Regions from separate parts of the Homo sapiens genome. Here region 1 is linked to region 2. Evidence: chromatin contacts called from ENCODE Hi-C or POLR2A ChIA-PET data. All regions are on one chromosome and are shown on one strand. Each heading gives the region's core, a stretch centred on a gene start or an enhancer-like site at or near the end of the contact. The rest is flanking DNA. Distances are from core to core; before and after follow the strand shown.

Evidence for each region. A loop is a pair of places that touch in the nucleus more often than their neighbours do. ChIA-PET counts read pairs that join two places held with the same protein, here RNA polymerase II (POLR2A). Pooled maps may share reads with other maps.
Region 1: a map of DLD1 shows a loop between it and region 2 (4-fold over the local background). The contact joins two enhancer-like sites. A Hi-C loop is called at or near these places in 3 of 168 maps with a recorded cell type or tissue (Calu3, DLD1 and ascending aorta) and 2 of 50 pooled maps. POLR2A ChIA-PET finds 5 or more read pairs at or near these places in 2 of 52 experiments (A673 and T-cell).

Annotation. Positions count from the first base shown.
Region 1 is chr1:59,176,150-59,181,940 of GRCh38, forward strand. No RefSeq gene overlaps it. Among named protein-coding and RNA genes, the nearest start is that of HSD52, 32 kb to the left of the region's middle. Within about 2 kb of position 2,427, at least 9 of the 41 ENCODE cell types and tissues checked have a DNase peak (open chromatin) inside an H3K27ac peak, as active enhancers do.
Region 2 is chr1:59,141,157-59,147,405 of GRCh38, forward strand. HSD52 (a long non-coding RNA gene) reads right to left here and starts at 5,651. Exons shown (of 3, transcript NR_027120.1): 1 at 5,520-5,651. RefSeq lists an enhancer at 5,480-5,539 and a silencer at 5,660-5,809. Within about 2 kb of position 2,040, at least 7 of the 41 ENCODE cell types and tissues checked have a DNase peak (open chromatin) inside an H3K27ac peak, as active enhancers do.

The DNA.
Region 1 (5,791 bases), core at 1,177-3,676, 35 kb after region 2:
AAATCCAATGTCATGAACATTTTCTCATATGTTTTCTTCTAAAACTTTTATATTTTTAACTCTTTTGTTTAGGTCTTTGATCAATTTTAAGTTTGAATATGGTGTAAGGTAAGGATCCAGCTTCATTTTTTTGAATGTGGACAATCAGTTTTCCCAATACTATTTGTTGAACAGATTGTCTTTTCCCCCATTGACTGGTCATGACACCCTTGTTGAAAATCACTGGACCATATATGCAAGGGTGTACTTCTGGGCTCTCTATTCTATTCCATTTGTCTATGTCTATCTTTATACTTTTATACCAGTACATCACTGTTTTTTGTATGTGCTTTTTGTTTGTTCATTTTTTTAAGAGACGAGGTCTCGCTCTGTTGCCCAGGCTAGAGTGCAGTGGCATGAGCATAGCTCACTGCTGCCTTGAACTCCTGGGGGATCCTCTTGACTCAGCCCCCCTCATTGATGGGACTACAGGCATGAGCCACCACCCCTGCACTCACTGTTTTACTATAGTTTACCATAAGTTTTGAAATCAGGAAGTTGAGACCTCCAACTTTGTTCTTCTTTTTCAAGATTATTTTGACTAGCTGGGTTCCTCAAGATATCAGACACATTTTAGAACAGATTTTTAGGAAAAACATCCAAAAAATTTCTGCAAAAAATGTCATTGAGATTTTGATATAAATTGCATTTAATCCATAGATTGCTTTGGGTAGTGTCAACGTCTTAATAATAGTAAGTCTTCCAATCCATAAACACAGGCTATCTCTCCATTTATTTGTGTCCTCTTCAATTTCTTTCAGCAATGTTTTATAGTTTTCAGTGTGTAAGTTGTTTGTTTCCTTGGTCAAGTTCATTTCTATTTTATTATTTTTGTGATGTTACTACAAATAGAATTGTTTCTTAATTTCTTTTTCAGATTACTTATGTTGAGTTTATAGAAATGCAATTGATTTTTGTGCATCAGTTTTGTATCTGGCAACTTTTCTGATTTATTAGTTCTAGCAGTGTCCTGTGGAATTCAGAGTTTTCCCTAAATCAGTTCATATCTCATCCACTAACAGATACAATTTTACTTCATCCTTTCCAATTTGGATACCTTTTATTTGTTTTTTTTGCCTAATTGCTCTAGCCAGGAATTCCACTACTATGTTAAACAGAAGTAGCAAAAGCAGGCATCTTTCTTATTCCTGATCTCAGAGGAAAAGCTTTCAGTTTGTCACCACTGAGTACGAGGTTAGGTGTGGGTTTTTCATGTATGGCCTTAATTACGTTGAGGTATTTTTTTCTATTCCAGTTTTATAGTGTGATTTACATTTACAAAAATACTTTGGCTGTCAAGTAGAGAATGGACTGGGTGGAGATGAGCTGATAGTTGAGAGACCTTTTAGAAGCTGTTGTAATAGTTTAAGCAAAAGATGATGTAGTTACCAATTAGAGTAGTATTAGAAAGAAATGGAGAGGAGGAAATAGTTATGAGAAACTTTTAGGAAGTAATGTTAGTAGAATGTAGTGACTAATTGGATATGCTAGAAGGTAAGGTTCAAGGATGCTTTCCAGGTTTCTGACTTGGGAAACTAGAGAGGGGTTGTTTTATGAGGAATGATGATGAGTTAATTAAGGATGAAGCACTTGGGGACAAGCAATTAGAAGAGTCATGAGCTTGAAGAAAAAGGCATGGGCCAGGGATGGAAATTTTTGAAATATTTCCACCCAGGTAGTGGTCAAAACCATGTGTAGGGATGGGTTGAGCAAGAGATACAAAAACAAATGCCTGGAGGGGCCAGACAGGCAACAACCATAGTGGATGGTGGCTGATGCAATACCCCAAGGGAGCTTAGGACCTGGGGCAAATGAGTTTGCAGGCCCTAACCAATGTAATCAGCCAAGCAAAGCAGACTGCTGGTTTCTGTCCTGCCCCCATCCCGTTCCATTGTTCTCCCTTAAGAACATAGAGGGAGGCCAGTGCGGTGGCTCATGTCTGTAATCCCAGCACTTTGAGAGGCCAAGGCGGGTGGATTACCTGAGGTTGGGAGTTCAAGACCAGCCTGACCAACATGGAGAAACCCTGTCTCTACTAAAAAATACAAAATTAGCCAGGCATAGTGGTGGCGCATGCCTGTAATCCCAGCTACTTGGGAGGCTGAGGCAGGAGAATCACTTGAACCCAGGAGGCGGAGGTTGCGGTAAGCTGAGATGGTGCCATTGCACTCCAGCCTGGGCAACAAGAGCAAAACTCTGTCTCAACAACAACAAAAAAAAAAGGAAAAAAAAAAAGAAAAAAGAAAAAGAAGAACATAGAGGATAGGTTCCATCATCTTAATGGAATTTCAAGGAATATGTCAGACCACTGGAGAGGTAATTTGAGTCAAGAGAGGCCTCCCTCTCCTCAGCACATTTGACATCATCACAGAGGCAGACGTGGCTCCAGTTGCAATTGGCTCTGCTCTTCACTGTGTTCCCTAGCAGCATTGCTCAGAGCAGTGACCGCCAGGAGCTAAAGTTGAGGAGCCTGGGGGGCCTTAATAGGGAGAGCCAAGAGATCTCAAGGCCAAGGCCAGCAGGCCTGGCTCCTGTTTCAGGGCCTGGAAGCTTAGTCCTTTAAAACATCAACATATTAATGAGCTGCTGAAGGCTTGGCTTTCCATACATGGGACATTTGGAAAGAAAAGGTTATTTTTGTTGTTGTTTTTAATACATAAATAACACAATCTGACTTTTTAGCACAGCAGAGAGGTCTGAGCAGCCAGAATAGGAAGACCCCCCACAGGGGTGAATTTCTGAAGCCAGTTCTTGCACGAGCCTGAAGCTCCAGGGGGACTCAGGCCCGAGCAGCCAGAGGTCAGCATCTCTGTTTCCATTTTTCCTATAAATGGCAGTCCAACTAGGGCAGGGGAGCAAGGCAATTGGCCTGGGTTGTTGGAGTTGTTTGTTTGACCTGCTGGATTGAACAAACTTAGCATGTCTGTGATTTTGCCCTTTAGATGGCAAAATCTATGTGGACCAGACAGGAGATTTTAGGAGGCCCTTTCTGGTGGCAGAAACAATCAGCTCTATTAAGCAACCAGCAAGCAAACACACTCATTCTTCAAAGCCTGGCTCAGATGTCATCTTCTACATTCAAACCTTTTCCATCTCATGCCTTTAGGACCCCATAACATTTACTTGTGTTATGTGCCTCACTGGGCCTCACTTTGGGCTTCTCAAAGGCAGGAAGGGTCTGATTCTAATTCTACATGTATGTGCTTTAGGACCAAGCTAGGTGCCTTGTACACACCCAGTGTTTGAATGAATTAATGCATGGCTTAACATTTTATTAATGTAGTGTTCCTTCCTTCACACTGCCAACTTCCTGTGGCTCCTATGTAATCTTTCTTTCTTACAGCTATTGTATTAGTTTCCTAGAGATGCCATGACAAAGTACCACAAAGAAGATTGGCTTAAAGAACAGGCATGTATTGTCTATAGTCCTGGAGATGAGAAGTCCAAGGTCAAGGTGTCCATGGGGCTGATTCCTTCTGAGGGTTATGAGGGAGCATCTGTTCCAGGCCTGCCTCCTAGCTTCTGGTGGTTTGCTGGCAACCTTTGGCATTCCTTGGCTTATTGATGCATCTTTCCAATCTCTGCCTTCCTTCATGTTCATGTGGCATTCTCCCTGTGTGCATGTCTAAATTTTCTCTTTTAATAACGACAACAGTCATATTGGATCAGGGCCAACCCTATTCCATTATGACCTCATCTTAACTCATTACATCTGCACTGACCCTATTTCCAAATAAAGTTACATTGTAAGGTACTGGAGGTTAGGTCTTCAAATTCTAAATTTGGACAGGACACACACCTACTCATAACAGTCATGATTTACACCTGGCAATTTTCAAAGAGCTGTCCACTCTCACAGCCTTCTTGAGGTTAAGGATTACATCCTATTCTCATGAGGCTGGGGTATCTTAGAAGGAGCTCTGCTCTAAAAGGACAAGTGACTCCTATTTCTTTGCCTCAGTTTTCTCATATTTAAATCACAAAGGTAGAGTAAATAATTCCTTGAGCCTTTCTTAGATCTGAGATCCTTGCATTTTTCTGGAAATCAGTGTCCCAAGGCATGCTGTCTTTTCTAGGAGTTCTCTCATCTCTAACTAGCAGCAACCTGACCACTAGAATACCTTGCTCTTTCTTTTGCTAATCTGTTTTATGTCTAAAACTTATATCCTACCCCTTTCTTGGCCTCCTCGCTCTGGGGTTCTCATTGCCCAAGATTTCACAACTTAGTTAATAAAAGTACACTTGTTGGCATTGTCATTGATCAATGGTATTTCTCATTTTGTATTCAGTAATGTGGACAATCTCACACAGTTTGTCAATTTACGATTTTTGCTGTGTGTATGCAGAGGTGCACTCATAATTTAATTTTGAAAAACCTTGAAGAAGATGTTATCCAAACAGACGAAAGGGAGTTCATGGTTGTAAAAATAATGATCTAGCCTTCTCTGACTCTCTGCTGTTTTAAAGAACTACTACGTCTGGCATCTGTCCAGTATTTGTGTGGCCTGAACCCATTTTATTCACCCATATGAGCCACTTCTTTTCTTTATGCATGTTTCATTACAGGCACATTGTATATATCTATGTGTGTTTCTCTGTGCATATTAATATTGTCAAAAGACAAAATTACAACAAATTTAGAGATCCTAATTGACTTTCGTTTGTTTCCAGAATTGGGCAACACCTCATTCTACAAAGTAGTTTCAGTGTTCCCATAAGCCGAGCAGAAGATGGTTTTATAAACAGAAAGGGGCCAAGGAAAGCAGAAACAGAAAATAAAAAGCAGATTGGTTGTTTCAAAGTTACTTTCCTTATAAAGGTCAAAGCTGGCCTTATAAAGGCCAGCTAAAACTAGCTTGTTTGAGGTTTTGGCTATTATTTCTCTCTCTGTTGATTTATCAGAAAGTCAGATAAACAATTTTGTCTCAGCTTGGTGATGTGGAAATTTAACATGAATGATTCCATTTTGGTTTGGTCTTTTGGACCTGGTACAGGAGCTCAGTCCAAATCAATGGCCTCCTATAAATTTTATTTAAAATTATCCATTTCTCCCTTTATGCTTTTGTTTTTGATACACTTTACTCCTGACACATGGCCTTTCTCCATCATCTCCTACTCATCTACTAAGACTCAGCTAAAATGCTACCATCTCATGAAGCTCCCTCTTACCTCCCCAAGCAACAGAACTTACGCCATTGCCTGAATGCCATTGTACTGTATCTGTACTTTTCTCTGGCACTTACTCACTTTCTACTTTGTACAAGTGCACTCAGCTTCACTACTTTTCAGCTCTAACTCTCAGTAGGTCAGTTAAACTCTCAAGCCTCAGTTTGTTCATCTGCATGATGGGAACCATAATACCAACGTCTAGAGTAGTTATGAGAATTAAGACAATAAATGTGAATGTCCTAGAACACAACAGATTCTCAATACATATTAGTTCCCTCTCTCACCCCCCGTGTCAGGGTTTGTATATTTGCTCAATTCTGCATCCCCCATCACCCTCTAGAATAGCTCCTGGCATTTTTCTGCATGCTTAATTCGAGATGGATAAATTAATGGATGGAAGGTAAATTACATGGCCTATGAGAAAAATTGCTAATACTTTGGGTTAATACTTTTATCCAAACAATATCAGATTTGAGTCTTCATCAGTGAAAATCCTAATCTAATTAGTAAGTAAATGAAAGCACTTTATGGCCTCTACTTACAGTCCCCATCCCCCAACCCCACCACACACATATACTTTATT
Region 2 (6,249 bases), core at 790-3,289:
TTCCTTCATGCACACAAGGAGTGGGTGAATATTAGGCAGCAGGGGGAATACTCTGGGTGGGCAGCTGAATGGGACACAAGCTTTCTCAAAGTTCCAGAAATTTCCGGACATAGAAGTGTGTATTCTGCTGGCCAGGCCCATGGCTCCAGGCAAAGGGGTGGTTTTGAGGTGACACTTCCTCTGCTGGCTATGATGAAGCACTCTCCTGCCCTCCCCAGGCAGAAACCCCAGCAGGGGTCGGGGGGCACAGAGGCTGGCATGAGGCTGAGGGCTCCTTTCTGCCAACAGACCCAGCCACAAGTGCTTGCTGAGTGACTGCCCTGTACCCAGCCTTGTTCCTGGAAACTGCTGTGATAACACTCTCTGGGTGAGAACCAAGATTCGCTGACCTTTTACATAGGCTGAATCTCCAGGAAAAGGTCATTCTTTTTGGAGGTTGTTGAAAATTTAATGACAGCAATTCCTTAGGCTTGTAAAACCCTTTTAATGTTCTCAAAGCACAGACAACAGCATCTTCTCTTACACTGAGTGGTGTTTTACAGTGTAAAGCACTTACACAGTGACATGCTTGATCCACAGGAAGCCCTGGGAGGGATGCAGAGATCATGGGCCCTAGAGCCCAAGTGACTTCAGTTCAAATCTTTTTTATTCTACGCCTCGAGGCTGTGGGGTGTGGGCCTTGCTTTACCTCTTTGAGTGTCTTCCTCCGTAAGATACATATAATATACAGCCATGTGACAGTTAACAACGAGGATTCATTCTGAGAAATGTGTCCTTAAGGTGACTTTGTCGTTGTGGAAGCATCATCGTGTGTACTTACACAAACCTAGATGGTGTAGCCTACTACACACCTAGGCTACAAATCTATACAGCATGTTACGTTGCTGAATATTATAGGGAATTATAATACAATAATATTCATGCATCTATAAATTAATAGAAAACGTATTATAATCTTATAATCATAAAAATATGGTATTATAATCATGTGGGGCCACCATCATATATGCAGTCAGCCACTAACCAAAACAGTATGTGGCACATGACTGTACCTATTTTGAAACGTTACTGTAAGCATTAAATAAAATGATGCTGCCTGGCCCAGTACTCAATAAAGGCTAGCTTCCTCCAACTTGTTTCCCACCCATTCCCATATTCCAAACAAGGACATATCTAGGGTTGCCACACTAGAAGTTTTACCTGGCACATAGTGGGTCTGAAATAAATGTTAGTTTCCATTTTCCTCCCTTTAAAGCCCTAAACTAAAGCTATTTCTTCCCTGGGTTTTTCCTTACCCGGCCCCTGGTATTTCCTGGAAAACCCCTTTGACAATATCACAGAGCCGTGGAGCCTCTCCTTTGAGAAACGCCCATATATATATAAAGAGGCACCACACACACCCTCTCACCCACACAATTTTGCTTATGATTTTAAGAAGTTCAGATTCCCTGAAGCTTAATTTAGAAGCCTGTGATAGCACCCATATGACACAAAATATCTTCTGCCACAAAGTACAGTTCTTCAGTTATCTGATTTCCGTTTGTAGATTAAAAATTACAAGGAGTTGGAGACCAGCTTTTCTTCTTGTCCAAGTCTGTGTTCTATATGGTGACTGGAGGGTGATAAATACACGGTGAATGTTAATTTAATGCCTGGGTGGACAAATGGATGGATGAATGGAAAGGTGGGTGGGGAGGTGGATGGGTGAGTAGGTAGTTGAAGGGATGGTAGTAGATAGGTGGGTAATTTGGGTGGCGGAATGGATGGGTGGATGGATAACGTAGGTGGATAAGATGGTGAAGGGGTTGCCAAGCTCAGAGAAAGGCCCAGGCAAGCAGTGAGAAGATAAATTAGTGGTCACGGGGGATCTTAACACTCCTGGCAGAAGACGTCTGATATAATCAGTAGAAAGTATGGGATCTGGAGGGTTCAAAGCAGAGAATGAGTGGAGAAAACAATGTCTTAGCAGGTTGGGTCTGAAGCAGGGCTCTTAGCTGGGTGGAACAGGAAGAATCTGAGTCAGAAAGCCAAATAGGAAACAGGGCAGGAGATAGGGGAACTCCTAGCCAAGAAAGCAGTGCTGATGCTGAATGGAAAGCAGAAGCTGCAAGACCTGTTTCTAAGGAAAAGTGGAGAGTGGACAGGATCCAGGGGGTAAGGGAGAGGACTGAATAGAGACACAGGAATTCATGGCATGTGGGATTCTCTGAGTCATAAGTTCAACGATCATTTGTTGAGTTCTTCCTGTGTGTCAGGGGTTGTTTTAGGCACCGAGGATAAGTCCTTGGTGTCAAATAAGAAAGACAGAAACATTAATAAAAGTTGAGATTTACGGAGCATCCGCTATGCATCAGACACTATTCTAAGGGTTTAATGTGTCTCTTCCAAGCAACAATTGTATGAAGGAGGTATCATTATCATCATTGCTTAACAGTTAAGGACACTGAGGCACAGAGATAGTAAGTCACTTCCCCAACACAACTAGTTAAGTATCAGAGCCAGGATTTGAACCCAGTTTCTAGGGCCTATGTGCTTCTTTGCTGTGCTATTCTGCTGCCGTTAAATGAATAATTAAACAATAGTTGTACTGCAGGGTGATGAGAGATATGATGGCAGTCTTTACTGGTTACTGTGGGACACAGAGCGGAGGTGGTAATTGACTTTGGTTGAATGGGTCTAAATGGGTTTTAGGGAGAAGACTCTTTGAAGCTGGATTTTGGAAAATGAGTTTCTTAGGCATCCCGTAAATAAGGAGTGAGGTTTAAAGATGAGGAAATGAGGAGAAGGGCATTCCAAGCAGAGCAACCAGCCTGTGCAAAGTGCACAAGCACCGAGGCATGAAACAGCAGGGACCTAGGCAGGAAACCATTAGTAGTTCTATCAGGCTGTTTTGCAAGGCTAAGAGCTGCCAGGAGGAAAGACATGCTGCCTACTGGGAATAATGCTTAGGAATGTTCCCCTCAGCCTTTATAGAAATATATGGTGTTCAACAGGCTTTTTATCTCTTTTATCATCCTGAATAACCCCAACAAGTAGGAAAGTCAAATATTAAGACTATTCCTATTTTGGGACTAAGAAAACAGCTTGGAGAAGTTAAATGACTGGTCTAAGATTACACCTCCAGTGTGTAGCAGAGGCCAAACTAGATCCTCTGACTCCTAACTTTAATAATCTGGACACACTGGCACACAAAACATTTTGATGAGTGCTGCTAGTACAAAGAAAAATAAGATTGAGTTCTCAGTTTTCTGCTACAAAGGCAATGATGAGGCAGCTCAGATCTGCAAAGGACTGGATATGAAGCCTTGACAGAAAAGTAACCACCAAGATTAATCAACATGAGTGCAGCACTTCACAGCTTGCAAAGCACATTTACATACAGAATCTTAGTTGACATTTATGGAGACACTGTGGCAGATTGTACAAATAATGTTCTTGTTCCCATTTTTCAGATGAACTAGATATACTAATTGATTTGTTTAAGTCACACAGCCTGTAGGTGATAGATTTAAGACTCAAATTCAAGTCTTTCTAATGCCAAATGTATAATACCCATGGGGGCTGTTAATATAATGGCCAATATTTATTGTGTGATTACTATGTGCTAGTTGCTATGTTAAATGCTTACATGCAACATTTCATTTCCCTTCTACAAATATGCCATGAGGTAGATACCTGCTTTAAAATAAAGAAAATTGAAACTCAAAACAGTTAAGTTCCCATAGCTAGGATGACCAGCCAACCACCACTCAAAGCCCCCTGCTTCTAGCACTATGCAATGTTGTCTCCATTGTCTTTAGTCTAGTCCACCCGAACTAAGGAAAAAAATACTTTGAGCTTTTCACAAAACTTGTGTAAAAGCAGGTACATTTGAGGATAAAAAGTTTAACTATTTTATTCAAAACTCTTTATTCCCTTTGTGAATGGTCCAGTGAAAAAGGCCAAGCTTTCCATGTTACCTGCGAGGAAGGCCCAGAGAGGTCATGAGACCTAATCAATAACACACAGCAGCACCAAATTCCTAGTTCAGTGCTCAAAAGTTTAAACCCCAAAAGCCATTCAACTCCTCCTCCCTCCCCTCTGTCTTCTTTATGACCTGGCCTTGTAGGGTAATGGGAATGAGCATGGAAGACAGTCAAGCTGGGATCTGAATCCTGGACATAGAATTTACCAGTTGTAAGCACTTGGACAAGTTGCTCTTTGTGTCTCAGCCTCAGTTTTCATAGCTATAAAATTGTTATATAACATTGTTTTTTTTTTTTCTTTTTTTTTTTTTTTTTGAGACGGAGTCTCGCTGTGTCGCCCAGGCTGGAGTGCAGTGGCGGGATCTCGGCTCACTGCAAGCTCCACCTCCTGGGTTCACGCCATTCTCCTGCCTCAGCCTCCTGAGTAGCTGGGACTACAGGTGCCCGCCACCACGCCTGGCTAATTTTTTGTATTTTTAGTAGAGACGGAGTTTCACCGTGTTAGCCAGGATGGTCTTGATCTCCTGACCTCGTGATCCGCCCATCTCGGCCTCCCAAAGTGCTGAGATTACAGGCGTGAGCCACCACACCCGGCCTATAACATTGTTATATACTATTATTCAACTTGAGGGGGGAATTGAAAAGGTTAAATGAGGTAATGTCCATCATTCTATGTCATTACTTTGTTTTAATTTCTTCCTAGCATTGAACACTACTTATGATTATTTTATTTGTTCATGAGTTTACTGACTTTCTACCTTTGTCTTTCCATAGCTGTTCTCCAAGTGTCTAGAATTGCAGTGATTAGCACAGTGGCCACTAGCCAATGTGGCTATTAAGCATTTGAAATGTTCCTAGCAGGAACTGAGATGTGCTGGAAGTGTAACATACACACAAAGTTTCAAAGACACAGCATTAAAAAAAAAGTAAATGTAAAATATTTTATTGATAATTTTTATATTGATCACATATTGAAATAATATTTAGGGCATATTGGGTTAAATTATTAAAATTACTTTTACCTATGTCTTTTCACTTTCTTTAATGTGGCTGCTAGAAAATTTAAAATGTCGTATGTAGTTAATATTATTGCCATCGACCAGTGCTAGTCATGAACAATGCTGGCACATACTAGGTGCTCAATAAATAGTTGAACGACTGAATATTTTTCTTTGAATGAGTGAGTGGCACAAAAGTGAAAGTATGTGAATAATAGTTTATCTCAAGTAGGCGACCTCCATAGGATAAAGCTGTCTGCTTTAGGTTAATAAACTAATTCTGGTTGAGGTGTTAATAGCTGATAACAGCTTAACTTGTTGGCATGAGTCAAGGTAAGATGTACATTTTAATTGCAACTCTCTAGAAGTCAGATAAAAGTAGGCTTTTTAATTCTACTGTGAGGTCTTCCAGAAGCAAGGTTCCTTTAGATTAAATTAAAAAAAAAAAAAAAAAGAAGAGGAGGGAGGGGACAAATGCTGAGAATGGGGATGGAACAGAGGATGGAGGGAGATGCGGAGAAACTTCAGAGCGGCAGGTGCCTTCGTTTCCCGTTACCTGCTGAGTCTAGTCCCTTCCAGGGCACACAGTGGGCGCTTAGTAACTGTAGAAAGAAGTCGAACGAAATCGGAAGGGGGAGAGGCAGAGGCCACAATCAAGACACGGAAACGACAGTCAGTCGAGGCAGCAGAGAGGGTTTCACGCGGGCCAGCGGAGGCGCAGGGCAGTTGAGAAGGGAACTTGCCACGGGGCGGAGGGGCCGCGCTCCCCACCAGCGCGGCGCGGGGGCGCTAGGCCAGGGACCGCCGGGCCAGGGACCGCCGGCTGCGAGCAGCGGGAACGGACCTGCCCCGGGTCGCAGCGGTTTTTCCCGGGCGGGGCTGAGGCTGCAGGGAGGCGGGCGTTCCGGCGGAGGGTCACGGCCTCGCCGCCGGGACTTTCCTGGGGTGGAGGTGTGAGCACGTAGGAGCCCTGGCCTTTCCAACTTCCCAGGTCAGACTGGGGCTGGGACCACCCTGCGCGGCCTTGGATGCAGGGAACCAACCCAGTGCTAGTCCGCCCTCGCGGGGACCTGTCCTCTCGCCTGACCTATGAAGTCCGTCCCTGCCTCCAAGGCTCCAACAAAGTCCTTCTTTCCCCCAGAGTAGCAGTTCTCAAACTTGAGTGCATCAGCATCACCCAGAGGCTGTATTCAAACACGTTGCTGGCTCCCTCCACGGTTTCTGATTCTGTGGGTTTAGGGTGGTGATGCTGATTCCTCTGGTCAAAGGACCATCCCTGGAGAGCC